3 separate regions of the Homo sapiens genome follow, and regions 2 and 3 are each linked to region 1. The links are chromatin loops, found by intact Hi-C in ENCODE. Cell type or tissue: endothelial cell of umbilical vein. All regions are shown on one strand. Each heading gives the region's core, and the rest is flanking DNA. Links, peaks and the distances in the headings are about the cores only.

What was found. A loop is a pair of places that touch in the nucleus more often than their neighbours do. Peaks named below come from ENCODE experiments on the same cell type or tissue, not always from the same donor. Only the 100,000 strongest peaks of a DNase experiment are listed, where the experiment ranks them.
Region 2: it touches region 1 in a loop (7-fold over the local background); 5 of 110 quality-filtered maps call a loop at or near these places.
Region 3: a loop joins it to region 1, with 2.1 times the contacts of the local background. A loop is called at or near these places in 11 of 110 quality-filtered maps.

What each region holds. Positions count from the first base shown.
Region 1 is chr3:100,154,420-100,165,211 of GRCh38, reverse strand. CMSS1 (cms1 ribosomal small subunit homolog) reads right to left here. Exons shown (of 10, transcript NM_032359.4): 3 at 4,711-4,782; 4 at 2,780-2,909. LOC105374009 (a long non-coding RNA gene) reads left to right here and starts at 4,508. Exons shown (of 5, transcript XR_007095984.1): 1 at 4,508-5,027. In endothelial cell of umbilical vein, for the core only: no CTCF peak of the experiment used is centred there; DNase peaks (open chromatin) are centred at 5,371 and 6,171; H3K27ac peaks cover 3,277 bases.
Region 2 is chr3:100,204,457-100,215,248 of GRCh38, reverse strand. No RefSeq gene overlaps it. Among named protein-coding and RNA genes, the nearest start is that of TBC1D23, 51 kb to the left of the region's middle. RefSeq lists a silencer at 5,219-5,268. In endothelial cell of umbilical vein, for the core only: no CTCF peak of the experiment used is centred there; a DNase peak (open chromatin) is centred at 4,348.
Region 3 is chr3:100,084,434-100,095,225 of GRCh38, reverse strand. The region is part of intron 1 of CMSS1 (cms1 ribosomal small subunit homolog); the gene reads right to left. The region is part of intron 1 of FILIP1L (filamin A interacting protein 1 like); the gene reads left to right. Among named protein-coding and RNA genes, the nearest start is that of FILIP1L, 25 kb to the left of the region's middle. RefSeq lists an enhancer at 4,553-5,053. In endothelial cell of umbilical vein, for the core only: a CTCF peak has its summit at 4,711; no DNase peak of the experiment used is centred there.

The DNA of each region.
Region 1 (10,792 bases), core at 834-8,833:
GCCTTTGGTGGTCTTTATAATGTCCCAAGCCTGGATATGATCAGACTCACCTGGAGAACTGAAGATACAGATTTCTGGGATGAAGTCTCTTTTGCATAGTGAATTAGAATCTCTTGGGGGTGGGCCTGGGAATCTGATTTTTAAGAAGTTCCTGGGTGATTCGGTTGCAACTAGCCTATAGGCAATTAGGAATCACTAATCTAAATCACACTGCAGCTCTCAGGAGACAGCAGAGAAGTTAATTAGCTCCGGGTGACTCCAACCTTGAAATCCTAATTAAGTGCCCATGTGTATGACATTAACAATGTACAGTGCACAATATTAATTGAAAAGACATGTTCCTGCCCTACAGACACAAACAACCTCAAATCAAAACCAAGTCAGAGGCTCGACAAACTAAATAGGAACAGTATGTTATTATTTATATCTACCTTATATGTGTATATATAAGGGGATTTATGTCCCTCCTTGAGCCTATTCCAAATAACCCACTGTATCTCCTTCCCCACATCTAGCTTAGATCTATTCTCTGTCCTTGGTCTCATCAGTGTAGTGACCAGGGCCTGTTCTCTCAAACCTTCCTCTGATGTCTCAGTTTATTGTGTCTTAAATGGCCTAATTTTTTTAACTAAAAATAAAAACCTGTCCTTTTTGGTTATAACGTTATTTCAAACATATTTTCCTTCCTCCCCAAACCATGACCACACATTCTTGCCTAACTATATTACTGAACTCTAATAAAACAATAATACCAAACAAATTCACTATGGAACTCAAATGACTCCTTAAAAGTTTCTTCTGAGCTTTGACTCTCTCTAACTCCAGAGAGGAGCAAGGTTTACGATGTTCCATGAGGTTACAGAACAGCAGTGGTCCCACTGCTCACAAATCCTTCCTAAGTTCAAGTTGCTCTAACAAAGAACTAGAATGGAAAACTGACCATTGAGTCACAGTAAAAATTAAACTTCAGTTAAAGCTTCAAAAGTGGTTTTGTTAGAATAGTTCCTGTGATAGTGCAGTCAGGACATAGTTTTCACAGCAGAGGCCGTGGTGTGCTGAGAAGAGTGGATTATAACTGCTATTGGAACTGTCTGGGCTTAGTAAGTCTAAAAGTCCAGATCCTGCTCATGTGCAAATGCACTCCTTCAATTCCCTAAAGGGTAATCTCCTTGGAAAACAGACAGGGCACTCATGTCTCCAAACCCAATGTGTGTTTTTGAAAAAGGATATCACAAAAGAATTATAAAAATTCAGGGAACAGATTGTTTTTCAGCTTCTCAAGCTTCTAGAAAGCATAAAGTTGTAATGGAAAACGGAAATCAAGCCACCCTCTACTTTTTCCAAAAGCAATATTAGATATGCCTAGTAGTCTATAAATAGCTCATCTGAAGCAGTTGTACCCAAACTTTTATGGTTTGATTTTATGACAACATCTATTTCCTCCCATCCCTGCCTAAAAGAGTTAAAGGATGCATTATAATTTTGAAATTAATTAAAATTAGTTGTTTAAGCTGGGTATGGTGGCACGTGGCTATATTCCCAGCTACTCGGGAGGCTGAGATGAGAGGATCCACTTAAGCCCAGGAGTTCGAGGCTGCAGTGAACTACGATGGTGCCACTGCACTCCAGCCTGGGCGACACAACAAGACACTGTCTCTAAAATAAATAAATAAATATTTTTAAAAAATTAGCTGTTTAAATTTTGTAATATCTTTTAGCTTAATTATAAATACACTAAGGCAGAGGATCTAAAATTCTAGTAGGCCTAAGAATCCCTTGAGGCAAAGTGTCAGCCTCGCAAAACATACAGAATTTTGTTCCTACCTTTTGACAGTTTGCTTGAAAGAGTCTGGCCTGCAACCTAAAATACTATTCTAAAAACCATGACTAGAAATCCATAATAAGAGCAACAACAAAACTAAATTGCTTATTAAGGCTAAAGTTCTTGTCTATAATAGTTGAGTAAATCAGTGTTTCACATCCATACTTTTAAATGTGTACTTCAACTTCTATCCTCATGATGAATTCCTACTCATTGAATAGTTTGTTAAAAATGCACACCCAACAATTAACCTTTTGAATAAAAAAATACAATCACAAATCTTAATATTAGATTTGACAAATACTGTTTAGCATCCAGTAAGGATATAATCTATCAGTTAAAACTATTTGATATAATCTATCAGTTAAAACTATTAGATTGAGGAAAAGAAGTATTATGTTTCTTTTTTTTCTTTGAGATGGAGTCTCGCTCTGTCCCCCAGGCTGGAGTGCAATGGCGTCATCTTGGCTCACTGTAACCTCGGCCTCCCAGATTCAAGTGATTCTTCTGCCTCAGCCTCCCAAGTAGGTGGGATTACAGGCGTGTGCTACCACACCCAGCTAATTTTTGTATTTTTTAGTAGAGATGGGGTTTCACTATGTTGGCCAGTCTGGTCTTGAACTCTTGACCTCAAGTGATCCACCCGTCTCAGCCTCCCAGAGTGCTGGGATTATAGGCGTGAGCCACTGTGCCTGGCCTGAAAGTATGTCTCTTTAAACAATTATTATTATTATTCTTATTTTTAATAGCGATGAGGTCTCACTGTATCGCCCAGGCTGGTTTCAAACACCTGGGCTCAAGCGATCCTCTAGCCTCAGTCTCCCAAAGTGCTGGGATTATAGGCATGAGCCACCATGCCCGCTGGAAAATGTGTTAATTGACTGCCTGAGACACCTAACCATAACAGATACTTATGTTTTGCTCCTTGTCTTTAGGAAAATTGAAGCTTGGCTATACCTGGCAGGTTCAGTTCTTCTAATTCAATCACCAAGCGTCTGCTGCTATAATAGTCCTTCATCAGCTTCTGTAGGTCTTCAGGTAACCCTGGTTTTGGTTCTGATTTTGCAAGAACATCAGTAATTTTCTTCTAAGATATGAGAAAGAAGAAAAATGGGACGACATATTTTAAAATGGCATTTGGTTGGAATAGGTTAGTTCCTCTGGCATTTAAACGGCACATAGCTTTTGGTGTTAGCCAAGTGTGAATGTGGGTTTTAATAAATACATTTGAGAAAATTCACTAAATACTTCTTGGACATAACTATTGCTTTGAAAAATGAAAAAATGATCTAGAAAGCTCCCTGTAACTCTTGGTCTATGACTTCCAAGATAACTAAATTTTTGCAGGCATCTCCATACTGGGGTATTATTTTCTGTTAAAAGTAAAGAAATCTCATTGCTATGGAGAGCTCTCTTTTAGCCCTAGATGATTTATATTCCTGTAGGATTAGAATTTTGAGAATTTCTTGCCCAATCTGGTTTTTGAGGTGCTGAGTCTTAGTTTGGATTTCTGTCATTAGTGTAAAACCCGCAGTAGGAATCTGAGCATAGGGGCCTACTGAGAAGGGGACTTAACACCCTCGATTCTCAGGTCTTGGATAACTGATGGTATTAAAGTGGCCCTATGCAAAGTAGAAAAAATATTACAGGAAATACTTTCCAACATCGATTTTGATTTGGACTCATTTGTGTAGCATGTATTGAATGCTGCAGTAGTAGAAACCCACAATCATTCATTTATTTCCATCATAAGCTTCCCTTCTCACTTCCTTCTAATGTTCCACCAAAGATCCAGAAGGAGCATTCCCCACCCCTGACCCCAGATTTTCCCCCTCCTTCTACAATATCCTCATTTCTAGACACTTGCCAAGAATGGTCAAGCCTCTGTCAAAGAAATTAACTTTTAAAAATATGTCATCAGTGGGCACATTTTAGTGTGACCTCAGTCAAGACTAAACTATCTAGCTAGAGTTTTGACCTTGAGCCACCAAGAACTTAACACTCCAGAAGGCCATTAGTGTACAAATTATCAAAGCGAAGTTAAAGTCACTTATTTAAGGACTTGCCAAACCTCAGCCAATTTGGCATCTCCCATTTTCCTATTTGGCCATTTGTAAGAAAAGAAAACATATGCACACACACTCTCAGTTTTCTAAAAGCTTGCTGTTAAGTAATAGGTTTGAGTCCATCTTCTTTCCTCTAATCCCAATCGTATTTCCTCGGCTGACTTCAGCAGCAGACCCCTCTTGGCAGGGAGAGAATTACACTGCTGTTTTCACAACTGTGGGAGAAGGTCATAGCTAACCATACTTTCTCCAAGGCTGAGCCATAAAAAAGTTTGTATATGAGAAAGAGTCTTTCCTGTGCTCACCAGCAAATATCAAAATGCAAGGTAGGGGAGCTTTTTTGACCTAATTTATGGTTCCAAATTAGTCAGAAGTGCCTCATACTACCTTCATCTGCTTATTATTTTCTTTTTATTCATACTTTAAGGTATAAGGTCTTAAAATCCGGAATGAATAGAAAAAGGAGGTTGGTATATTTCTTTTCATGGACAGAGCCAGAAGGGCCGGGGGAGGATAGCTCTGGACTCCTTCTAGAATTAGAAATCTATGTCTGACATCTGACCACACTGAAAACATAGGGTGGGTAACAAAGATATTTGGCACTCCACAGGACTGAAATAGGAGTCAGAAGAATTTATTCTTAGCTCCAACAGAAACACTTATTAGTAGTGACCTTAGGAAAGTCACCAAACCTCAAAGAATCTTACAATGTCTGCATCTCTTAGGTGGGGATTACAATAGTTGCCTCAAGAAAGTATGATATATAAAAATGTGATGGAAACCATGTGGGGCCATACAAATTTAAGAAATTATTAATATTACCTTTCTTCTTTTCCTGGTCTTGGTGGTATTCTCTTTTCTTTCCTTTGGTTGTATCAAAAAACATTCTTTAGGCTATTAAGAAATACAAATGAGAACATTTTAATCTTTTCATGATAAAGTGTCAATTAGTGGCATGAACCCCAAAGTACTTTCTGCCATGCATGTATTCTTCAGAGTATCTTGGTAATATTCTACAGAAAGAGAGATGCTGGAAGATCTACCGTAGGTTACTATGCAGCGGTTGGGCTGAGAGAATTTGAGAAAGTCAGAAAGCGCAGATGACTTAAGACTGGAGAATCTTTGAGCAAGATCAAATTGTGAGTGAGTGTATATGTGTGCTTGGTGTGGAAGTGCAGTGTATTGGAGATTGAAGACAGTGGCTGAGTTTGTATAATACAGCAGAAATCGATGTGATTAAAATTAAGATGTGGTAAGACAGTCTTTGACTAGAGTGACTAAGGTTTTCCATGAACTAGCTGTGTGTGAGCCTACATTTCCAAGTCACTGGTTTATTGTTTTGTATTATACATTCCTTTCCTCTTTTCAATAAGCATAGAAAATCCAAAGTAAGATATATTAACTTACGTTTTTATAAACCAGCTGCATCAAATGCCTTTGCTATAATGACTACAAAATGAATGTCTTTGCTACTAGTCTGATAACCGTCTCAGCACCACAGTATCTAGAGTAATCTGTTTTGCCTGTTGCCTTGACCCCTGAGTACCCCAGTTTAGTACTATTTTTACCCTGAGGGCTTTTTTCTAATGTAGAAAAACAGGAAATTTGGACTAAGACCTTGATTTATAAAATAGAATGCCCCAGATTCCATATTTATTAATCATAAGCAGGAGTATAAAATGTTTCCTGTGCTGGACCTTTTATGCAACATTGTCAAACAAGTTGCCAAGTAAGATATAAAATGTAAGTGAAAACTTATTCTGAGTTTTCCTTGATTAACTTTCCATTCCAACCAGAGAATACTCAGTTTAAACTGATAAGCTACTAACTAAAGCAATCTTGTCTCCACTGGCTCTGCTAAAATGATTACAGATGAATCTTTCTATGAAAGCTTGCAGACAGCCTGCAGATTGAGAATGTCTATGGCCTGAAGTCAGAGAGAAAGATATAATACTACATAATTTCTTCAAGACATGGGGCCAAAGACCCGCAGTTTCAAGATTCTCTTTTAGTTATTACAGAAATAGATTTAAAAAGTTCAGGATTAAAGTGACATGGGAAATCTTGAAATTTTAGTTTCCTCTAAGATAAAACAAAAAACCTGCAAAGAGCAATTGCATCATAGCTAAAGAAAAGAGAGATATGGCTTCTTTTATTTAGAAAGTTAAACTGTCTTGTGGATGTAGATACATGCCAATTTGATGCTGGTACATGCCAATTAGAGACTGTGCCAAGGCCACTAATATGTCACAGAAGCTGCCAGATGGCCATAAGAGTCCAATTACAAACCAGGCCAGTGTTCAGCTCATGTTCCTAAGGCAAAGGCCGGGATATGATTAGCAGATCCCTTAAACTATACTGCATTATCTCTACCAGTATCAAGGTTTTTGGGAAGCGTATTTAGAAACCTGTTACAATCTATTAACGTATGGAGGTGTTCTCGAGGAATATGTTCAGTGTACTGGTTGCATTTGTGCTAGGTTTACAAAGCCAATTAATTAAAACATGACATAAATTAAATCTAGAAATGAGCTCAATTGTAAGAATATGGACTCTTTAATTCTGGGAGAAAAAATAAAAATGTAATTCTGAATCATGCACAGGAAAACGAAACATGCTTGATGAACTGCTTTAGCCATGATATTGCTTCAGTTAAATGATAGGTTCAAATTCTTACATCATCCTAAAGGAAATGCAAAATAATCTTTGGTTTTGGAGACTAGTTACTTTAGCTGGCTGTGGTAGGGTGCCAATGAAGAGGCCAATTTTATGGGGTCAATTTCCATAGAGGTGAGATGACTTTATGGAGAAATCCAAATCCACAGTATTGAAAATTCTTACATTTAGTTAACTGCTTTATGAATGTTGCTGTTTACCCTCAGGGAGACTAGGTAGGAAGATGTGAAAGAATCCGGCCAAGCCACTAAGCATTTCTGGAAACCAATTCCAACACTGTGTGACTTTGACAGTTGATAAGTAATGTCATTTCTTTATATGAAATGTAGCAATTTTAAATATGTAGTCTGAAGAATCACACTCCCCTAAAAAAATGTTGCTTTTAAGGGAAGCAACTAGAGCATATTTTCAATTCCTTAAAGTATCAAAAATTACTTTAAGAATGATTCTCCTGGTTACACATGGCAAATGGACCTCAAAATACCAGTAAACTGAAAATAAAGGGCATTGAAAAGGACCTATTGAGCAGGATCTATATAAAAACCAAGAAACCAGGAGAGAGAACAACAGTAATGGAGAGATTTCAACAACTTTTTGGAAAATGGAAAGTGGCTGGAGCTGGATAGAAGTGACTTGGCACAGAGAGAAAGCTAGCAGCTGGGTTTCAGAAGGGGTGGAAGCTAACAATAAGTAAGTCTTTGACCTGCTCGACTCTGAGAAGGTCCAGTACTTTGGAGGCACAAAGTACTACAGAGAGTAAAGGGTTAAAAAAGAAGAGATTGGCTGAAAGTTTATATTTAGAATGATTAGCTACTCCTGTCCCCCACTAGGTGATATCTCCTACCCTGGTAGCCAAGCAACTATCCCATTACTGCTTCCTTTCACCTTGCCTGTCCTGCCAGCCGACTGGAGATCTATTCTCTGAAGACATCAAGAGGATCAAGGCTGGGCCAGGGGAGAAAGGGCAGAGGCTGAGGCTTGCCTCCATTTCCTGTCCCTATTCCATGCTTACATATTGCAGGCAGGAGACTACTGAATTCCTCTTTGGAAAAATGGAATGGCCTAAAAGAAATACCATCAGAGAGTGACGTTTGGGAGTTCCATAGTAAAAAATCCAGCTTGTTATCCTATCACCCTACCATGAATACACTAATTGACAAACCCAACTCATCACTGTTTCAGTGTATCTCTCTTCAATAAGAATGGATAGCTAAGGTTCCTCAGACATCTAAGGAAAGTCTCCAACACAAGAGCAAATAAATAACAAAAAGAAAAATGAACCTAGAGAAAAGTGGGATGGTACCTCAAAATAATGACAATTCATATCCTCAGAGAGATAAGGGAAGATTTTGCAACCATGAAACAAGAACAAGATGCTGTAAAAATGGGAAAAACAGTTAAGCATTAAAACAAATAAGAAATGTGGAATAAAAATAAACGAGGAAGGCTTGAAGATAAAGTAGAGGCAATGTCCCAGAAAGAGATGAAAAATGAAAAGAAAAAAGTGGTGAGAAAATCAGAGAATCAGCCCAAGAGATTCAATTTTTCAATAAATGATATTATAGAAAAAGAGATCACATAAAACAGTAGGGGGCTTGGCATGGTGTCTCATGTCTGTAACCCTAGTGCTTTGTGGGGCCAAGGTGGGAGGACTGCTTGAGGCCAGGAGTTTGAGACCAGCCCTGGTTACATAGTGAGACCCTGTCTCAACAACAACAACAACAACAAAAAACAGCCAGGCGTGGTGGCTCACACCTGTAATCCCAGCACTTTGGGAGGCCGAGGCAGGTGGATCACGAGGTCAGGAGATTGAGACCATTCTGGCTAACATGGTGAAACCCCATCTCTACTAAAAATACAAAAAATTAGCCAGGCGTGGTGGCAGGCGCCTGTAGTCCCAGCTACTTGGGAGGCTGAGGCAGGAGAATGGAGTGAACCCGGGAAGCGGAGCTTGCAGTGAGCCAAGATCGTGCCACTGCACGCCAGCCCGGGCGACAGAGCGAGACTCCGTCTCAAAAACAAAAACAAAAACAAACAAAAAGGCTGCGCGTGGTGGCTCACGCCTGTAGTCCCAGCACTTTGGGAGGCCGAGGAGGGCGGATTACGAGGTCAGGAGTTCAAGACCAGCCTGACCAACATGGTGAAACCCCGTCTGTACTAAAAATACAAAAATTAGCTGGGCGTGGTGGCGCACGCCTGTAATCCCAGCTACTTAGGGGGCTGAGGCAGGAAAATCTCTTGAACCTGGGAGGCACAGGTTGCAGTGAGCCAAGATTGCGTCACTGAACTCCAGCCTGGGTGACAGAGCCGAACTCTGCCTCAAAAAAAAAAAAAAAAAAAAAAAAAAAGAAAAAAAATTAGCTAGTGTGGTGGCGCATACCTGTACTCCTAGCTACTTGGGAGGCTGAGGCAGGAGGACCTCTTGAGCCCAGGAGTTCAACGTTGCAGTGAGCTATGATTGTACCACTGCACTCCAGCATGAGTGACAAAGTGAGACCCTTGTCTCTAAAAAGGAGTCATCAAAGACATAAAACATGACAAAATAAAATTTAAAAAAAAGAAATATATATGACAAACTTTTGTGTTGCCTGAAGGAAACTTTCTAGAACATAAAACTCCAGATTGAAAGCCCATTAGGTATAGGGTACTATGAATATGAAAAATACCCATACCAAGGAGCATCACTGTGAAATTTCAGAAAATCATGGGCAAAGAAGATTCTAAAATTTTCCCCTTCAAAATAATAACATACAAAATACAAAGGATCAGAAAAAAGAATAGTGCCAAGATTTCTAAAAAGCAATAATGGATGCTAGAACTTAATGGAATGATGCTTTCAAAATTATGAATAAAGTTTATTTGCAAATTAAACTTTTATACCCAGCCAAAGTATCAATCAAGTGTAAGAGTAGAATAAAGACATATTCAAATATGAAGTCTCAAAAAATTTACTTCCTACCTGCAGATACTGAAGGCTGTATTTCAGAATATAAAGGGTGAAACCAAACAAAAGGAAGCTATGGGATTTAGCCAAAAAGGAGTCCAGCCCAGGAGGGTGCTGAAGGGGCATCCTAGGATGACAGTTAAGAGGTCTCAATTGTTCAGTGGGCCTGGAGAATAACCAGTTTGGAGTGAAATAGAAATATGGAGTTTTGCAGCAAAACAAAACAAAACAAAACAACTAATCTATTTGAGCATATGGAAAATATTATTCATGGGAATGTGGAAGAGATGTTGGAACATATGGAAACAATTAACAATAGGAACAGAGTAAGCCAGGCAAATAAAGAAATGAAGCAACTGTTAATGCCATGAAAATAAAGAGCTGTATAAGAAAGGAGGGATGGTTATAGCTTCTTTCTCTCAGTGTTGAACAATATTTCCATCATCATAATGATGTAATAGTGACAACTGTTTTGACCAAAATGTGGTATCTTGTTGGCAGGGGAGGCAGCAGTTGGTGAGGAAATAGGAAGTATAATAGATAGGAGAACCATGTCCTCATATGCTATGTCAGGATGTCAGTAGATTATGTCAGAAATCGATAAGTCAAGAAATACCCGTGTAAACTGTAAGGCAGAAAGTAAGGAAAAAAGCTAGAGAAGCTGAAGTTTTCTCTTAGTAAATAAGTAATACTGTTTGATTTTTAAATTTTTTAAATTTTTATTTTTTGAGACAGAGTCTTACTCATTCTGTTGCCTAGGCTGGAGTGCAGCATCATGATCTCAGCTCACTGCAACCTCCGCCTCCTGGGTTCAAATGATTCTCCTGCCTCAGCCTCCTGAGTAGCTGGGATTACAGGGGTGTGCCTCCATGCCTAGCTACTTTTGTATTTTTTGTAGAGTTGGGGTTTCACCACATTGGCCAGGCTTGTCTTGAATTCCTGACCTCAAGTGATCTGCCCGCCTCAGCCTCCCAAAGTGCTGGGATTTACAGGCCATGAGCCACCACGCCCAGCTGATATTTTTTAAAAATATATGTATGATTATTAGGTTGGTAAAAATAAAAAAATTTAAATTGCCATTTTACAACAAAACAAGCATGTTCATTATAAAGATAAAAACAACTTAGAAGTGGCTTTTAGTTTCTTTTGGACATGGTCAAAGTTATTCAATACACACTCACCAAAATGTCAAACATTAAAAGGCCAATAACTCCAAATGTTGACAAGGATGTACAGCAACCAAAACTCTCACACACTGATAGTGGGGGTGCAAAATGATACATT
Region 2 (10,792 bases), core at 1,123-9,122, 50 kb before region 1:
AAAAAAAAAAAATGTGGAGGAAGGAGACAAGCGAGATGATGGGAGAGGGGAAGAGAAGAGAAAGAATAGGTGAGAAAGAAAACCAGAGAAGTTAAGCTTCCCATTGTGGGTAGGGAGTGAATTGTGAATGACAATGCTTTTCCTCTATCAAGGTTAAGGAGGATGGCTCCCAGATTGTACAGCAGAGTGAGAGTCCTGCAAAGATAAACTGCTTTGGATGCACTGACTTGTGGAGAAGGAGAAAAAAGGAGTGGAACAATTTCCATTCTGTCATAAATTCTGGCCATGCATTTTTCTTGAAGAGTTTAGCTTCTCATGGATATGACACGTTTTTGTATAGGTCCTATTCATTAAGCTGACTCTAGCATAAAGTTAAATGACAAATGCTTTGTTGGGAAAATGTTGGACCACTTCATGGATGCAGATGCCTTCTTGGCAGCTGTGATGGTTAATGGTTAATTTTATATGTCAACTTGGCTGGGCCATGGGGCGTCCCGATACTTGGTCAAACATTATTCTGGTTGTTTCTGTGAGGGTATTTTTGGATAAGATTTGCACTTAAATCGGTGGACTTCGGGTACAGCAGATGGCCCTCCATAATGTGGGTGGGCCTCATCCAATCCCCTGAAAGCCTAAATAGAACAAAAGGCTGACCTCAGAGCAAGAGGGAACTCCCCAGCATACTGCCTGTAGACTTCATCTACATCGGCAATTCCTGCTTGTCCAGGAGACTGCCTTGGATTTGAACTGCACCTCTTTCCTGAGAGGCCTCTCCTGTCAGATTTTGGACTTGCCAGCCTCCACAATATCTTAAAATCTATCTATCTATCTATCTATCTATCTATCTATCTATCTATCTATCTATCTATCTATCTAATCTATCTATCCATCTATCATCTTTCTGTCTATCCTGTCCATACACCTGTACACACTTTAGTGATTCTGCTTCTCTGTAGAACTCTGACTAATCCAGCATCCCCTAAGCTGACAAGCAAGGCTAAGATGTAACAAATGTGCTCGTGCCTTTCCTAACCAGCACCGTAACTGAGGAGTGTGGACTAAGAGGCCATGAGCCCAGGATCGTAAGTCAGTGGGCCTAGGTTATGTGTGAGCCTTGTCCCTTCCTAGTGCTCTGCTCTGGATAGATTACCTAAGCTCCAGAAACAATTACTCAGATGACTAAAGCATTGCCAACCTCTGACGTGTTCATTTTCTATTGCCATTGTAACAAATTACCATACACAGTATGCTTGAAACAAGGTAAATTTATTCTCTTACATTTCTGCAGATCAGATCAAAGTGTCAGTAGGGCGTCTGAAGGCTTCGGGGAAGAATCTATTTCTTGCTTTTTTCAGCTTCTGGAGGCCACTTACATTCTTTGGATCATGGCCACTTCCTCGCATCACTCCAACCTCCTGCTTCTGTTGTTGCATCTCCTACTACTCCTTTTATCACTGCCTGCCTCTTATAAGGCCCTTATGACTGCAGTGGGCCCACCCAAATCACCCAGGATCATCTCCTTCTATCAGTGTCCTTAATCATATCTGTAGAGTCTCTCTGGACATTTAATACATTTACACATTCCGGGAATTAGGACGTGGACATCATTGGTGGTGGGCAGGGGGTATTATTCTACCTACCACACCTGGTCAGAGGTAATTGGTTACAAATGGAAGGTGAGATAGGGGAAGGATTCTAAGATTTCAGAGTTGGTACTTAAAATTATTTTATTTTTTAGAAAAGTACTCGATTATGTGACAAACATAGAAAGTTGCAACAAAGAAATGCTTTCTTGGCTACTAAAGAGATGAACATGTGTTGGCACTATATTTTTATTTAACAATGACAATTCTGCTCCTAGAATAATCAGAGTAAAGCTTCCCCCACCTCTAAAAAATTAACATAAAAATGTCTTAAAAAATATAATATTGTGGCCAGCTAGGTATACAAATCTGTGGGGCTTCATGTCCTGACAGATTCACTAAGCATTCCATCCAGTCTCCTGTGAGGGACCTTTGGCAGGAATTAAAGCCTTTCAAGAGAGACCCTGAGAACCTTCCTCAAAACGTTAATTCAAGTATCATAAATCTACAACATCATTTGTATTCTAGAACATGTCATCCCAATATAAGTTCTAGCATTGTTGTGCCTTCAACATGCTGAGTACAGTGTTTGAGAATCAGTCACTTTCAATGCTTCCCTCTTGGCCAAATGGATAACTTTAGGGAAGTTTCTAGCCTTTCTTTTTGGTGCATGGCTGTATTTTGAGTGCTCAGGATATTGCCATAACCTTTGCTTGGTCTGTTCTTAGCAGAAAAAACTCTAACTCTAACTCTATAGAAAAGGGAGAACATTAAAAAAAAATCAGTTTTCAAAAATCATCCTGATGCTGAATTTAGTTCAACAATTGTTGGGGTGGTTATAATAATTTCAGGCCAGGTGCGGTGGCTCACACCTGTAATTCCAGCACTTTGGAAGGCGGGTGGATCACTTGAGGTGAGTTTGAGACCAGCCTGGCCAACATGGTGAAACCCCAACTCTACTAAAATTATAAAGGCCGGGCGCAGTGCTTCAAGCCTGTAATCCCAGCACTTTGGGAATGTGAGGCGGGTGGATCACCTGAGGTCAGGTGTTCGAGACCAGCCTGGCCAACATGGTGAAACCCCGTCTTTACTAAAAGACAAAAATTAGCGGGGCATGGTTGCATGCGCCTGTAATCCCAGTTACTCGGGAGGCTGAGGCAGGAGAACTGCTTGAACCTGGGAGGCAGAGGTTACAGTGAGCTGAGATTGCGCCACTGCACTCCAGCCTGGGTGACAGAGTAAGACTCCATCTCAAACAAACAAACAAATAAATAAATAAATAAAATAGCAAAAATTAGCAGGGTATGGGGGCACACGCCTATAATCCCAGCTAATTGAGAGGTTGAGGCAGGAGGATCGCTTGAGCCAGGAGGATTGCTTGAGCCCAGGAGGCAGAAGTTGCAGTGAGCCAAGATTGTGCCACTGCACTCCAGCCTGGGTGACAGGGTTAGACTCCATCTCAAAAAAAAAAATAAAAGCAAATTTCAAATAGCCAGTGAAGACTCATGGTTTGAGCCTGATCCGATGGTTAGGACTCACCTAATCGTGGGTACCCCAGATTGCTTGCTCTTTTCTGGTGATGGCACTCTCTTACAGAGTTCACCTGCCTTCAGGCTCAAGGACTTCAAATAAATACTGGAAAACTGGTCTAGAGCTCAAGAGTGACTTATTCTCCCCACACCAAGGACATTTTACTACGTATAATTATGCCTCCCCTCTTCTTCCTTCTTCTTTTTAACTCTAAAATTCTCTTCATTGTCTATTTGAAATTGATTTTAGTTCAGTCAACCTAGTTCCCCTTGTTGAAACATCCCAGTCATCTCCAGCCCTTCAGAGATCTTTGGTTCTGTTACTTCACTGTCCAGTTTTGTTTCCTCCTTTTCTTTTTAAAGCTTGACTTTATTGATGGAAGAAGGACATTTTCTTGTTTTTCAGCATGATGTGAATTGCCATCATGGCAAAGGAGGCCAACCATGTCATAGCTCCTGTCACTGTGTAGGCAAGACCTAAGAAAAGGCTATTACCCCCACACCATGTCAGGGTGGAGAGAACAACTGATTTTTCTCCGTGGAACCTGGTTACTGGGAAGTCTAAGAAGACCTGTTAAGAATCTGACTCAACACTTCACATTTCTAGTATTGCATATACTGAATATATTAGGTTGACACATATAAAATTGCTCTTTTTTATAGGTAAAAAAATGGTTAAATATCTAATCTCATATGCTGCAACTTAATCTTTACCAAGCACTACTCTGTATCTTGCTGGAATGAAAATAAAAACAAGCCTTCCCTCTACATAGTTGTAAGCTACGAAAGAGATTCTGACACAGATCTGAATGACTTATAGACAACTGATAATGAACAAATATATTTAATTTCCTTTGGCAAACCCAAGGAAATTACAATCATACAAACCTAAATTTTTATATATGAATTAGAAGACCCAGGGCAGGCTATAGTCCTTTAGTAGGCTAAGGTTTGAATTCCTACCTCAGGGAAAATTCTTTAAGGGGAGTGAAGAACAAGCAAACAAAAAGATCACAAAACATTTTTGGTAGTCGAACTAAAGGTGGTACATTCATTTGGGTTTTGGAAAGGCCAGTATCCCCATGCTGGGGAGAAAGTGTTTGAAGTGGGTTTGCTATCATTAGCATTTTAATGATGTCATTTTGATTATACATGTGGCCTGAGGTTTTTAAACATCTGGTGCCTTTTGTAAACCAAACTAATAAACAAAGAAAGGCTTCTCATAGCAACGGCACAGGAAGGAGGCATTTCCCAGCAAAGCTATTAAAGGGCCTCAAATCACTTGGCAACGTGCTATTTAAAGGCACAAGGAAAATTAGTATGAAACTAGTTCTCTCTCTTCTTTTCCATCAGAATTCCTCATTGTCACCAGGTCCTTGGGTGCCACCTCAACCCATCTGCCTGTTTTCTCCCTCCCTCAGTTCTATATGAGAAGGTCTTCTCCTCATACACAGAACATCTTTTTTCCCCTTAGAAATGGTAGGCACTTTCTTAGTCTGGTTGGATAATACTCACACCAGAGCTGTACCCAGGTAGTGCAGTTATAGGCCTGAAGCTTAGGATTGAAGTTCTATGTACACAAAAAATTTTGATTTGAGAGGGATTAGCATTAAGACATGACTGTGAATGAAGTCACCCAGGGAAAGCATGTCCAGAGAGGAGAAACAGAATGTCTCTGTTATTGGGAACATGCCTCCCTTCCTCATCCTGCCAACCCCAAGGTCATTGTAACACATCGTGGGATAGTAGTGCATGAAGTTTTTTCCTGCTCCTCGAATGCACCCATAACTGCTTTAATGGTAAGGCAGTCCCAAAATTGACAGAATCAGAAGGCCCACCTTGAGAGACCAGTTTTAAGCAACTTTCAACCTCTGCTTCAATTTTTTTGAGGGAGAGAGGAGTTTGCTGAAATTCTTATTCAAAGGGTTTACTCTTTGATCTGTACCTATAATGCTCCATGAGAGGCAATTTGTGGCTTTCATTTTCATTTTCATAGAACTAGACACCCTGCTAAAGGGACTAACTGAAGTCATACCTCCTCCTGGTCAGTAAACAAAAGGAGACAAAAAGCTGAGAGGCAGAGATCATGTCTCATCAGTGGGGGCCTTTCTGACTGAGAAATGCTCCCACTTCCCTGTCAGAATGGAAATGTCCACATACCTGTTCTAGGATGGAAAAGAAGAAAAGTTGGAGCAGGGAACTGGAGCACATGCCATCATTCCCTTCTCCTCAAGAATTTCTTATTCAGCCTCCCTGAAAGGTAAAGAAACTAAGGAGGTGGACAATTTTGTGTTAAAATTGACCCATTGGGGGTCCCATTGAACAACTAGCCAGGAGCCTTGGGAGGATGAACACAGCGGTGCTAACTGGGCTGCAATTTCAAAGTCGTGTAAAAGGCCTGGAATGATTCTGCCTCCAGAGAATGCTACCTCAGGGAGAATCAGGAGGAGACTTGAAAATTAAATCTAAAGACCAGAGTTAGTGTAAATTGTATTTAAATATATAATTTCTTAAAGGTAGTGTTTGGTGCCATGCTAAAGTTAAAGCCTGTTTGTTTTCAAATCAAGAACTACATTTGTATTTTTACATTAAGTGAAAAAATTCAGACTCTTATATTTAAGCATGTGTCAGCCTGGGCAACAAGGGAGACCCCATCTCTGAAAAAAAAAAAGAGAGAGAGAATTAGCTGGGCATGGTAGTGAGTGCCTATAGTCCAAGCTACTTGAGAGACTGAGGTGGGAAGATCACCTGAATCCAGGAGGTCAGGACTGCAATGAGATGTGACTGCGCCACTGTACTCCAGCCTGGGCAACAGAGCAAGACCCTGTCTCAAAAGTAAATATGTAAATGAAAGTAAAAATAAACATATGTCTCCTAAGTTGGACCATATATTCCTAATCATTAGGGCACTAACTCCCACATGCTGGCTTTGTGCCTAAGGGAGGGGGGAACACGGCATCTTCAGTGCAGAGCCTGTTGCACACCTCACGTGGATTTGGATGAACTGGACCTGTCCCTTGAGTCCACAGCTCCTGTGGTCTATGATACTTTTCCCTACAATAAAAGGTTCTATAGTCTCAGTTTTAGTAATTTTTAGTCTATATTTACTTATCAAACTCCTCTCTATTTTCATAGTCTTCCATCTCCTCCCATCCTATCTGGCATGCTTCTCCTCACAGTTTTTTTAACAGATCTCTAGGCCCAGTGTTATTTAATCTTTCTTTCTTTCTTTTTTTTTTTGAGACGGAGTCTCACTCTGTTGCCTAGGCTGGAGTGCAGTGGCGCGATCTCGGCTCACTGCAACCTCCGCCTCCCGGGTTCAAGTGATTCTCCTGCCTCACCCTCCTGAGTAGCTGGGATTACAGGTATGCGCCACCATGCCTGGCTAATTTTTTTTGTATTTTCAGTAGAGATGTGGTTTCACCATGTTGGTCAGGCTGGTCTCGAACTCCTGACCTCATGATCTGCCTGCCTCGGCCTCCCAGACAGAGTCAAGACTGAGAGAAATCTATACAAAAACAAAACAACAACAACAACAACAAAAACCCTTGCTAAACTAACCTTTATCTTCCTAGTTACATTTCTACAATTGCCATTCTTTGTTCAACCTAGTATATGAGAACTTAGACTTAGTCACTTCTTTTTTTAGTCTCCATTTTTCTTGTAAGGGCTCACATGTACATTTAAAGGCATAAAATTCATATGCTTTTCTGTTATTAATCTGTCAGTCCCAGCTGGAGCCTCTGGGAGGGAATAGGAGAATTTTATCCTCCTTTACACTTTTTTTTTTTTGTATACAGATTTGATTAGAAAATAGAAAAGTATAGAATGAAATAGCTCAACAACTAGCAGCCAGGTTTTCTTTCATCTTCAGAAAGAAAAGTGGTATAAAAGGATACTATAGGTTATGTTGAAACTATAATTACCAGCAGGCAAGCCTTCTATAAAATGGTGTGTTCGACTGAGTCGACCATACAGTTTTTTGAAAGTGGGAAAGGCAGCTGCCCGCATCCACACAATGAAGTCATCATTGAGGAAGCCATTGTTTCTTGGATCCTTTTTATCCAAGTCATAGATAGGCTTGGGCCAGTTTGGGGGCTTTGTGGTTCTTGTGGGAAGAAAATAAGGGATATGATAGAGAAAAAAATCACCTATCCTCTTCAGTTTTCTTTAGAATGTAGAGAATGAAAGAACTTCTGCATTCTTGAGGAAATAGAAATAGAAATTATACTTTTTTAAAAAGTGTGTATGTGTGTGTTAGCTACCTGAGTGTGCAACCATGAAAAATAATGGCTTTAAAGATTCTAAGGAAATGATCATGATATTTTCATTAAGTTAATAAAGAGCAGAATATTGGCTGGGTGTGGTGGCTCACGCCTGTAGTCCCAACACTTTGGGAGGCCCAGGTGGGTGGATCACTTGTGGTCAGGAGTTCAAGACCAGCCTGGCCAACATGGTGAAACCTGTTTCTACTAAAAATACAAAAATTAGCTAGGCATGGTGGTGCACTCCTGTAATCCCAGCTATTTGGGAGGGTGAGGCAGGAGAATTGCTTGAACTTGGGAGGTGAAGGTAGCAGTGAGTCGAGATCACACCATTGCATTCCAGCCTGGGCGATAGAGTGGGTAAGACTCCATCTCAAAAAAGAAAAAAAAAAAAGAGCAGACTATCAAATTATATGCATACTGTGTCTTCAACTACATTCAATGCATATAAAGCATTAAAAAATAGAACAAAATGATCATGGTGGTTGCATTTAGTGATAAACACAGGAAATATCTTTTTAAAACTTTTATTGGGAAATATCTTTATTTTATTTAATTTTACTAGTAATCTAAAGAGTGCAAATTAAACCAAGATACCATTTTCATCTAAAAATTTGTTAATATTTTACAAAAAAAGTGACAACCATTGACGAGGCGGTAGAAATGAGAACTCTTGTACTGAGCAGATAGGTGCGTTAACTTCTTCAGCAATCTAGGAACATGCATTGAATGCTTTCATATTTTGCATACATTTTGGCCCAGAAATTCTATTTCTAGGGATGTATTCTAAGGAAATAATCATGGCATGAAGATTGGGTTACATAGATGTTCACTGCAGCACTGCATCTAAGAGCTAAAGCTGGAAAGAGAGAGGAGAAATTGGTAAGTGGGAGGAGGTGGAAAGCAAAGGCATTGTGAGCCTGTTCTCAAGCCAGGAAGCCTGGTAGGTTTGGGAGCTGGAGAAATGTTGGAAGCACAGGGTAGAGGGTGGTTCCAGGAGATGAGCCCATTGGATTTACCGTCATTCTCACACTTCCCACTTTACAACAGGAGGCATGTTTGTCTCTCCCACTCTACAGGAGACTCTTGAAAACAGTGTCATCCTCATCTGTGTTTTCATTAGCATTGAGTCTAGTGCCTGGCCCATAGTGGTATTAAATAAATGCTTGATAAAGGGATGAAAGATTCCAATTAAATCTGATAACAAAAGCCATACAGAATTGTAAAGAGCTAGTCAGAAAGAGTAAATTGCTTAATGAAATTTTTACTTCCATAAAGCCAGTTCTACTATTTGTAGGATGCTAGAATGCTATATAGAGAGTCACTCTTTCTCAACTCTAACTACTGACTAAACTATGTTCTCCTGAAAGAAACCCAGACCTGTTTTCTAAGCATGGGCTGTGGTGCTTGTAAAAGTATACGTGGAGTGTGGTTGGTTTAATCTGCTGACATATGTTTGTACACTTATATTCCCTTGGGAAATAATCCTCTGCTGGAGCATCTTCTGCAAATATTGTAGAGCCCACTTATTTTGGCTCTTCCCAAGACCTCAATCGCTGATGCTAGAAGAATTTTGATCAAAATTGAAATTGCCTTTGGTGCCTGCACTGTGGTCTTCAGCTTCTCTCTACTTTGGCCTGAGCTCCTGACTGAAGGCAGTGTGTCCTATGAGCTATTGACATCAGAATCACCCAGGGTGCTTGTTAAAAATGCAGGTTCAAACGTGTCCTCCCCTACCAACTCCTACTTCTACCCCATCCCATGTCTTCGGAGAGTATGAAAAGTATGGTCTAAGAGACATCAACTTCATTTTCTAAGTTCATTTGGGTCATTTGCATTGATCCATTTATTTATCTATAAGCATTTCTTTTTTTAATAAAAATTATTTTTTTTCTTGGGAGCATAGATTCAAGATGCCCTGAATCTATGTTCCTAAACATATCTTATACAAAACTGCAAAAGACCCAATCTCTTTCTTCAAGGATTTACAGGCTGTGGACTTGACAGGTATATAAACAGATAATTAGAGTATAATGTAACTCTTACAATAGAGGTAAGAACAAAGTGCAGCAGGAGATGAGAAGAAGCTAAGGGCCCTTTGTGTATAGGTCTATGGTTATGTGGTAAGAAAATGCTACAGAATGTTGCCAAGTCCCTTTTGAAAACAGTAATTCAATTATAGATACAGTGACCATATATATCAGTTTGCCTAGTGCAGTTCCAGTTTGTGTCTGTTGTTCATTATCTCATCTGATTTAGCTTGTATCCCACACAAGGTACATATAATTTCATCCTTCCAGCATCCAGCCATGATCTTAGCTAGTAGTGTATGAGATGTCCATGTGCAGTGAATGGAATGCTTACTTTTACATATGATTATATATGAAAGTCAACCAGAGACCCTTCCAGTCAAAACATAATAAAACATATCCTTGTAACCCATGCAAGCTGTTAAGCATTCCAGCCAGTTAGGCAATAGTTTCTTTCTGTGTTAGCCTGTGAGATGTGTGAAGCTGCCAGGCTGCAAATCAATGGGGTCAGTGAGAAACGTGGAAAATTATGGGTTAGGTTATGGGTACATGATGCATGTGTGGGAACTAGATGCTGAGCAGTCCTGCTGGGAGTAGTTTGAACTCTCTTGCAACAGTGGTTTTGTTACTTTACTTTATTTTATATTTATTTATTTTGAGATGGAGTTTCGCTCTTTTGCCCACGCTGAAGTGAAGTTGGCTCACTCCAACCTCCGCTCTCCAGGTTCAAGCGATTCTCCTGCCTCAGCCTCCTGAGTAGTTGGGATTATAGGTGCCTGCCACCAAGCCTGGCTAATTTTTGTATTTTTAGTAGAGATGGGGTTTCACCATGCTGGCCAGGCTGGTCTCGAACTCCTGACCTCAGGTGATCCACCTGCCTTGGCCTCCCAGAGTGCTAGGATTACAGGCATGAGCCACTGCACCTGTCCTTGTTACTTATGTGGTATGACTATATAACTATTGTATTGTTTGGTATCAGTTTCCTATTTGCTAATAATTCGTTTTAGCTGTGAAGAGCTAAAAAATGGAAAATGCATATTTCATGTAAAGTTCAGTACAGTTTTTTAAGATGATTGAATGTTATACTCGCAATGTTGGTTGATATTTACCCCCCACCATGGGTACCATAGTGGTCTCAAATGACCATGTGAAAATCGAAAGATATACATCTGCTGAAGAACATTGTTATCTACTTCAAAAGTTTATGCTTATTTTTTAAAGATTATGTCCAAAGACAGGCCGGGCATGGTGGCTCACGCCTATAATCCCAGCACTTTGGGAGGCTGAGGCGGGTGGATCACAAGGTCAGGAAATCGAGACCATCCTGGCTAACATGGTGAAACCCCGTCTCTACTAAAAAATACAAAAAATTAGCCAGGTGCGGT
Region 3 (10,792 bases), core at 1,166-9,165, 70 kb after region 1:
GGGAAAGGTAAATAGAATAACTAAAACAGTGTTGAAAAAGAAGAGAAAGTGGGAGGAATCAGTGTACCTATTTCAAGACTTTTTTAACTATAGTAATCAAGACTGTATGTACTGGTAAAGGGATAGTCACATAGATCAATGAAAAAGAACAGAGAATCTGTGAACAGACCATGCAAATATGCCTGCCTGGTTTTTCACAACAGTGCAAAAGCAACTCAGCCAACAAAAGACAGCTTTTGGCCAGGCGCAGTGGCTCACTCCTGTAATCCCAGCACTTTGGGAGGCCGAGGCGGGTGGATCACGAGGTCAGGAGATCAAGACCATCCTGGCTAATATGATAAAACCCCGTCTCTACTAAAAAAACACACACACAAAATTGCCAGGTGTGGTGGCAGGTGCCTGTAGTCCCAGCTACTTGGGAGGCTGAGGCAGGAGAATGGCATGAACCCGGGAGGCAGAGCTTGCCGTGAGCCGAGATTGTGCCACTGCACTCCAGCTCGGGTGACAGAGCGAGACTGTCTCAAAAAAAAAAAAAAAAAAAAAAAAAAAAAGGCAGCTTTTCCAACAAATGGTGCTGGAGAAATTGGACATCCATAGGAAAAAAATGAATCTGAACTCAAGTCTACCACCTTAAACAAAAATGAATTCAAAATGGATCATGAAGCTAAATGTAAAACATAAAATTCTCTTAGAAAATAAGAGAAAATCTTTGGGATCTCTGTCTAGACAAAGAGTTTTTATACTTAACACCAAAAGTATAATCCATAAAAAAATTGATAAGTTACACTGTATCAAAACAAAAGACTTTTGCCACATGAAAGATCCTGTTAAGGGAATGAAAATAATATCTTGATATTGGGAGAAAATATACCAAACTACATATGTGAGAAAGGACAACCATTTAAAAAATATAAGGAACTCTTAAAACTTAACAATAAAGAACAATCCAATCAATTCAATTAGAAAATGGGCAAAAGACATGAGCCAGCATTTCATTCAAATGGATATATAGATGACAAGTGACGAAAAGATGTCCCACATCATTAACTGCTAGGGAAATGCAAATGAAAATCAAAATGAAATATCACTACACATCTATCAGAATTACTAAAATTAAAAAAATAGTGATGACACCAAATGTTGGCAAGGATGCAGGGAAATTACATCACTCATACATTGCTGGTAGGAATGTAAGTTGGTACAGTAACTCTATAAAACTACCATATGAACCCAGCAACTGCACTCCTGGGCATTCATCCCAGGGAAATGAAAACTTGTGTTCACACAACAACCTGTACACAAATCTTTATGGTGGTTTTATTTGTAATAGCCAAAAAATGGAAAAAACTCAGATGTCCTAGATAACTCTTCAGAAAATTGTGCTATGTGATAAGTGAAAAAAATGTCAATCCTAAAAGGTTACATGTTGTATGATTCTATTTATATACTGTTTTTGAAGTGACAAAATTATATAAATTGAGAAGTAGTGATTGCCAGGGTTTCAGGAGAGAGTAGGGGATGGGAGGAAAATGGTTGTGGCTATAAAAGGTGAACATGAGGGATCCTTGTGGTGACAGAAATGTTTTCTAAGCTGTATCAATGTAAATATACTGGTTGTGACATTCCACTACAGTTCTGTAAGATGTTACCATTGGAGGAAACTGGTTGAAGTGTATGTGGAATCACTCTGCATTATTCCGTACAAATGCATGTGAATCACAATTATCTCAAAGTAAAAAGTTTACTTAAAAAATTAAAAGTATATATTTTTTGTAAAAAAGTATATATTTTTTGTAAGAAAAATAATGTAAGTATATATTTTTTGTAAGAAAAAATATGTATCAAAATCTTTATCCCTAGGTGGTAGTATATCAGTGACTTTCATTTTCTCCTTCTGGATTATCTGACTTTTTCTAAAATGAACATACATTGTTTTGGTAACTAAAAAGTTACAGAAGACATCAGCTATAAAAACACAGAACTAATATCTAATGACATAAGCTGCTCAACTCAGTATATCTGGTAATATGTTAGGCCAGAGGTCCCTGTTTTGATTTTGAGATTTCTAAGTGTCTGATGACCAGTGCATAGAGTATGTTTAAAATGAGCTAACCTTTTCTTTTAAAATTTTACACTTCAATTTTTTCCATTCTGTATTCTATTTCTGCAGTTATCTAGTAACCTCTACTCCTTCAACGTATTTATGAAACCCCACAAATTCTCAATTTATGGAACCTTTAGCATCAGGCTGGATCCATAGGTAGTGAGAGTTATGTGTATCCAGGAGAATGTCATATTTATAGATAGCTAAACTGAATAGAATTTGACCAGAAAGTCCCCGCTGTTAACTCCTGGAATGAGTTTGTCTTGTGAGAAGAATGGAACCATGATCCCAATACAGAGGTAATAGATACTTCTGATCCTTAGTCACTTAATTCTAAAGGATGCTGAATGCAGGGAGATAAGACATGAGGACAAGGTAGGACCTCAGAGTAAGTATGAATATTTTTTTCTCTAAAGGGAGAACCTAAAATAATAATAGCAATAATGTATGTTTGCTCAGTGCATACTAGATACCAGGCGTTATTCTAGGAGCTTAACATGCATTGACTCATTTAACCCTCATAACTAGTGGCCTTCCAACTGGGGTATGTGTACTGGGCATGCAAATACAAGATATACACATGCAAGGGTATTTTAAGGAAATTTGTCTTTAGACCTTAACTTCCATTTGTACTTTATTTTTCAGCTGCCTGAGAATCCAACTACATTCATATTGGCTTTTCCATGTTAAAAAAAAGCCAAACTTCTCACTCAAAACAAATCTTATTACAGTTCATTATCTTGTATACCATTGTCTTTGGGGTAAACAGACTCCTGGAATCCAAAATATGCTATGACGGGAAATCTACTGGTTTCAGGGACACATGCTTTCATCAGGACATCTTTAGCCAGCATGTCAACTATTTCCAATCACAATCAATTCTTATTTAATACTGTTATAGAATATTTACTCTTTTCTACCTCCTATTTAACAAAAATAAACTTTGAAAGCCATGATAAAAAGTTTTAGATCCAACTTAAAAATGTGTGAGGAAGTATGCATTTTTTCTAAATTCTTTACAGAGTACATTTTTAAGGACCACTGCTCATAATAGCCCTATGAAATAGATATTAATATCCGCAACCCCATTTTACATATGTGGCACAAATAAGGTCCAGAGAGATCAAGCAACTTGCCCTAGGACAGATAGCTGGTAAAGATCAGCGTTAAGATTCTAACCTGAGAAATCTGACCCTAGAACCTGAGTTCTTAACCACCATGTTATATACTGCCTTTACAGTTTCAATTAATATTTACTCAGGCCCAACGTGGAATCGGAACAATGTACCTGTGAATCACGAGAGGAGACGCTGAGCAAATAATCCTGTCTTAAGGAAAATATTGGAAATATGTCTAGAAAAAGGATTTTACTCTGACTAATGATACTGGTAGAAAATGGTTAGTTTTCCATTATTTTTATTCTTGTCAGAGATGGCAGAAACAGGAATTTGGGATACTCAAGTGGCTGCAGATAAAAAGATTATGTGGGAAATTGAGAAGCTAGTTATACTTTTGTAATGTAAGTCAGGCACGTAAGTTAGAACATGGCTACACTTTTGGTGACAGAATAACTTATGATGCTTATGGCTGGGAACAGGGTAGAAGGCTTGTGCTGCAAAGCATTTATCAGCATGCATCTTTAAAACTGGCTGCTCTTGTTACCTAATTTCTTACACTTCTTCTTCCCTTACAAAACATGAGTCTTTCCAATCAAATTCCACAAAGTTCATTTATTAAAACATTTTGTTTTGGAAGAAGAAGGTGAACATACATACACATACATACATGCACACCCCTTAAAGGCAGGGTTTCTTTTTTCTTTTTTTTTTTTTTTTTTGAGACGGAGTCTCGCTCTGTCGCCTAGTCTGGAGTGCAGTGGCGCAATCTCGGCTCACTGCAAGTTCCGCCTTCCAGGTTCACGCCATTCTCCTGCCTCAGCCTCCCGAGTAGCTGGGACTACAGGTGCCCGCCACCATGCCCAGCTAAGTTTTTGTATTTTTAGTAGAGACGGGGTTTCACCGTGTTAGCCAGGATGGTCTCGATCTCCTGATCTCGTGATCCGCCCACCTCGGCCTCCCAAAGTTCTGGGATTACAGGCGTGAGCCACTGTGCCCGGGCCTAAGGTAGGGTTTCAGGAATGACATTTTCCAAATGACCTTGGGTTAAAATTACTTGTAATCCCAAGCTACTTTGAAATGTTTAACCTCTGCACTCATTTCAAGTTTTCTTAAAATATACTTTAGACTACATGGGATGGAATGAAGCAGGCAAGCTCTAGGGAGGATAGGAGATACCATATTCCTGAGGCCAGTCAGCCTGTCAGCACTGGCATACCTGCAGAGAGCTCCTAGGACAGTGGTGATCAGACAAGTTGTGCAGTTCTGATGGAGAGGTTTTCCTGAGCATTTGGGTGTCCTAATTAAATACAGCCTTATTTCATGATAGGAGTGACTCAGGGTCAAAGGCAATGGGAAATGCTACAGAGAACACGACTGCAACACCAGGAAGGCTTTGGAAAGGCAGAGGCTAGTGTTGCAGAGAAAGAGCCCAGGCAGGGGATTGCAGAACAGTTTCATAACCTACCACTGGGAGGGCCTGGGCAAGTCATGCATCTCTGTCGCCTGGTTTTGCTCTCAAAGACTATGACTCAGAAAATCAGAGGTGGAATTGCTTTCTCTAAATTTCTTAGAAAATGTTATAAGGTAGAGGAATAATCTCTTCCCTGAAAAATCACGACCAGCATGATTGAATCCCATGCTTGCATTCCCAGCTGCACTTTTCCAAAAGGTGTTTTCAATTATTTTCAGTGAGCTAATGTTCCCTTGACTATCTTAAAGACTCAGAAGATCGGGACAGTTAAATTTGAATCTTGAAGAAAACAATAGCAAACAGCTGCACAATGGACCCATGTGGACAAAGGTGCCTGGGGCCTTACTAGAAGGGGCATTCATAGAGTGCTTCATAGTTTAGGGAGGGACTGCCCTTGGAACAAGCCCTCCATGGAAGGAGCTCAGAAGGATCAGCTGCAGACAGTGAAGCAATGAGCTTTGAGATAAACATCAGTGAAGTTTTCTGTGGCTCCACGCACTCCTATCAGGAGAAAAGCTAGCTGGCTTTGCAGTTGCGGGGGAGTAGGGAAGATGAGTGTACTATTTCCTCCCTCCAATTTTGTTCAGTACTAGAGGAGGTCTTAGAGATCATCTGAGTCAATTCCTACAGTTCACAGCCTAGGAAACGGAAGACAAGACTTGCTCCAGGTCACTGAACTAGTAGGTGGCAAAAATGGAGACTAGAATCCAGTTGTTCCTAATATGACATTCTACTTAAAAAGCCTGACTAAATCTTCCTCAATTAGCCACGGGTGTCTTCTTTTCCAGATTATTAACGAGCAATGAATTCTTACTTCATACAAATGCCTATGAAATTTGTATTTATATTATACTACCTTTTCACTCAATGTAAGACATCAGTAAAGTGATTCAGTTATCAAATATCATATAAAGAACCATAATGGGAAATGCTTAGTTCTAGTCTGTTAAATTGTTCAGTTTTAGAAATGTTTCTGCTTCCTATCCTTTTTGCTTGACATGAGGCTTTGACTTATAGGTGGATGCAGAAAAATCTTCATATCTTCATCTCCATCTACTCTTTAGGGCTTTAAATTCAGTTAATCCATTACTTGCATAAAGTTAGTAAAAACAAAGAATATTTAATTTTGAAGAGTATTAGCTAGCATTGTTGAGTAGGAAAGAACAGGAAAACCAAGTAAATCTCTCTGGATGGTTTTGCTTGTGGATATGCGTGTAGTAATAGAAAATGCAACTGAACTCTAAATAATAAAATACTTCCTGTAGGGCAAATACAGCCAGAAAAATTGGAAAGCAGATCAATAAGATTACTACATATCTTTAAGCCACTGAAAACAAGAGCTAGACGTTGGAATGTATTAGCAAAGTAGCTATGTCTAGACACTTCATGTTAACTATATTATATAACTTTTACTCTTGGATACTTTACTGGTAGGGAAATGGATAAAATGATCCTCACTGATGCCTTCTAATACTGGTGCCTTACAGAGCAGAGGTGGGTAATGTCCTTATTTCATCAAAGGATACTTTCTCTCTGGAGAGTGTAAACCATGATTGATTCAAGTACATGCAAACAGTGACTTACTTAGTGCTTCTGAAAAATTTCTGAGTCAGAAGGACAAAAAATAAACATAACAAAAAACAAACATTTACATCACAAAAAGGAAAAAAAAGCTCACTAAATAAATACTACCCAGAGAAAGAAACTGGTTTCATATTGTAGTGAATTAAAAGATACAAAAAAGTGGGGCAGATAGAGAAGAGAGACAAAAATATGAAGAAAAAGAAATTACAAGGCACAAGGACAAGAAAATATGTCAGGATTAGCAAGAAAAATGGGAGACTCAAGGGAGTGATGAGGAGAAAAAGAAGAGAGAGAAAACTGCAGAGAAGGAGAGAAAGTGCAAGAACTTGATGTCTCTGTAAGACTGAGGAAACTGGTGTGCTTTGACACTTTTGAAAATGTAATCGTTTTCTCAGCAATTTATTATGAATTATTAATGTGCAGAATATTCATTTCCTACAAATATAAAGATTTTGAAATGATTCAGGTTTTAAAAGTTAATTTCAATCAGAAAATGAATAATTTAGTTATCCATATATTAGCTATATCTTCATATATTTCCTCTGACAATAATAACTTACTCATTTGCATTATTTGTAGTTTTGGGGGATCTAGGTATCTGTATTCCATAATGTCTGAGCGTTACACTGAAAACCTATATTAACTTCTGAAATGAAACTATTTTTTTCTGTATCAATTTAAGCTTTTGGTTTAGGTAAGGGATGTCCAAGGGACACATATAATGATAACTTCTCTGTTTCACTGCCTTTTCCATCCCAGCAAGCTCCCAAATTTCACTTTAAAAACCTACAAAAGTAGTTTAAAAAAATTATAGTTAGAGCCAGGTGCAGTGGCTCATGCCTGTAATCCCAGCACTTTGGGAGGCCGAGGCAGGCAGATCACTTCAGGTCAGGAGTTCCTGACCAGCCTGGCCAACATGGTAAAACCCCATCTCTACTACAAATATAAAAATTAGCCAGGCATGGTGGTGGGCACCTGTAATCCCAGCTACTTGAGAGGCTGAGGCAGGAGAATTGCTTGAACCCTGGAGGTGGAGGTTGCAGTGAGTCGAGATCTTGCCACTGCACTCCAGCCTGGGTGACAGAGTGAGACTCAAAAAAAAAAAAAAAAAAAAAAGTTGAAACAATAGGAGAAAATCTTTGTGAGTTTGTGTTAGGAAAAGATTCCTTAGGTACAATACCAGAAGCACAGTCCACAAGAGAACACTGATCAATTGGTCTTCTTCAAAAACTTTTCCTTTGTGAAAGACATTATTAATATAATGAAATGGCAAACCAAAGACTGGGGAAAAAAACTCGCAAGTTATATATCTGAAAAAGAATTGTATTCAGAATATATAAATAAATCTCAAAACTCAATAATAAGAAAACAATTAAACAAAAAAAGCAAAAGGTTTGAAAAGATGCCTCACTAAAGACTATACTTGGATGAAAAATAGGTCTATGAAAAGATGCTCAACACCATTAGTCATTGTGGAAATACAAATTAAAACCACAAGGAGATACCACTATTAGAATGACCAGAAAAACAAAAGAAAACAAAACCCAGTCAACCAAAACCAAAACCAAACTAACCCACTGACAATACCAATTGCTGGTGAGGTTGCTGAGCAACTGGAATTTCTCATACACTGTTGGTGGGAACACAAAATAGTACAATCACTTTGGAAAACAGTTTGGCAGTTCTTTATAAGATGCTAAACATTCATTTACAACAAAGCCCAGTAATTCCACTCCTAGAGAAACACTCACAAGAAAGCTACATTCACTTAAAACCTGTACGTGAACATTAATAGTGGCTTTATTCATAATTGCCCCAAACAGAAAATAAACCAAATGTCCTTCAACTCGTAATTGGATTAGCAAACTATGGTACAGCTGTATGACAGCACATTAAACAGCAGCAAAAAGGAACAAACTGTTGGTACACATGACAATTTGGATAGTATCTCAAGTACATTCTGCTAAGTAAAAGAAACCAGATTCAAAATACTGTGATTCCATTTATATGACATTCAGGAAAAGGTAAAATTAGAGGAACAGAAAAAAAATCAGTAGTTACTAGGGGTTGAGAATAGAGAGAGGGACTGATTAAAAAGGGAGCCTGAAGGATTTCTGGGGGTGATGGAAGTGCTTTGCATTTTGATTATGGTGGTGATCACACTGCTGTATGCATTTGTCTGAATCACAGACCTGTCCTAGACACAAAAGTGAATTTTACCATATGTAAATTTTAAAAAGTGAAAAAATGGGTTAGCCATTGCTCCCAACTCTCCAATGATTTTTATCAAAAATTTAAAGAGGCTCTACACTAAATTGCTGCAATGATTCATAGGAAGGCACATATTTTGGACGTTAGCCTGGTGGGTAATAAATACCAGTTTAATTTTTCTTAAAAAGGTATTTGATTTGGGTAAACAGGCTTAGGGCTAAAACAAATTGTAAAAAAAGTATTTGAGTATCAACTAGGAGTTAGGTACTGTTATAAGTGAGAAAGCACAGATAAGAGTAGAACCTGGATTTTTTTTCCCCCTTTATGGTATTAGAACTAGAGGGGGTCAGCTGATTCCAAGACATTTCTCAGTAGTAATACTTGGAATGATATAATCAATGATATTGATGTCCAAACAAGTACAACTAACTTCGTGGCTTTTCTGTCCCTTTCTTCTGTGGTACTGAATGACTTCTAGTTGTTTTCTAATCAGCTCAATAGGTTAACTATTTGAGACTGAATAAAATAAAGCAGCCCATGGCAGGTCAAAGACTCTCTACCACTGCCAGAAAGGAAACGCAACTGTTCTATGCTCTTTATGCAGGTTCGCTGCAGAAAGATACATGTTTATTTCATTAAAAGCTATTTTATTACCTGGAGGAAACCAAACATCAAGTTTAGCTCTCTAACACGAATCATATTTTATTCAAATGCAGATGTACTTTTCAACTACAGCAGCCATTTGATTAACTTGTCCAATGACTAAACTCATGACCCTCTATATTAAAAGTGGTGACCTTTATGCTGAAGAATCTAACCCAGAGCTAAGTTATCCATTAAAATGCAACTTGGGAGTATATTACTCTTCATGAAAATGTAACCACCTCTTTTCCTGCTAGTCGAGGTCTCCAGAGAAACACAGAGTGAATAAAAGACATATGTAACTTCTTTTATTTGGCCACTTAGGAGGGGGTCATCATCCACGTGCATAGCTCTGATTCCCAGATGACAGACAAAAATGACAGAACACTGCAGTGGCTGAAGAGTACTTCAGAAACATTTCAGTTGGAGGAAAGGCACTTCATTCCCTCATGAGAGACGGAAAGCCTGTAAGCTTGAGGATGTTATTTGCCTGCATCTTAGAGCTATGCTGAGATGAAGGATGAAAGAGGAACACAGAGGGGTCTTGGTTGATAAGAGAGGAAGAAATGGGGATATTTTTGCTTCTGAGATAAAAAAGCAAAGGAACTTTGGATTGATGTATGGTTTTGAGAAATTACAAGCACTTGGAGAAAGCATAGTCCCAAATGGGCAACATTTGTATAAAAAGACCCTGCTATTATAGTAAAAGTCAGTCATTTTTCCCTACATGAGGAAGCAGAAAGAAATGAATTCCTTAAGGAGAAGGGAAGATATAAAACATCAGTCCTCTTAGTGTGAAACATTTTAACTAGTTTATAATCACACTATCTACAATAATAAGCTGTTCTAAAATATTAATGTTCTCTTCTGGCAAACTTCAGGTTGGTTGTACGGTATAATCACCTTAGATACTTTTAAAACAATTCCATATCCAGGGATTCTAATTCAACTGATCAGGACTGTTTCTCTTGTGATTCTATTGAGCAGCCTGGGCTGGAAACCACCACTTTAGGGGATACGGCTTAGTTTAGGAGATTCAGCAGAGATCTGTACCATACATACATATTTAAAAGTGCGCCACAATTCAACAAATGACAGAAAAATCTGAAGCTAAAGACATGGACAGAGAATGAGTTTCTGCATTATAAGATAATTTTTGGATTCATTACATTACCTTTACATAGTGGCTACTTCATTTATAATTCCCTAACTTGATGCAAGGCTGGGACTGATTGGGGATAGGTATTTTAGCAACCAAATTCCACCTACGCAAGTGAAAAAGAAGCTACAGCTCTGAGATGATAATATGAACCAAGTGAAAACTATGATTTGATTTATAAATATTCAGTTTTCGGAACACAAATAAGTGGAAAAAGTGAGGTTGATCTGTAATATCCATATCCTCATGTTTATACGTAAGTGACAATTTCTCTAACTTATGGCTTTACGGTCAAATCCCTTGCATAGACATAGTAAAACCACATCAGTTCCTCTTTATAAAGCTCTGTTTAAGAGACACGGCTATCATAAGGTTCTTACTTCCCATAACACTGTATTGTTTTCCCGTTTTTAGTGGCTGTTCCTTTTAAACAAATCTTTGGAGCACTGAAAGGCTTTATTCATTTTCTTTGAGTTTTTCTATATATCTGAAATCTGAAAGTA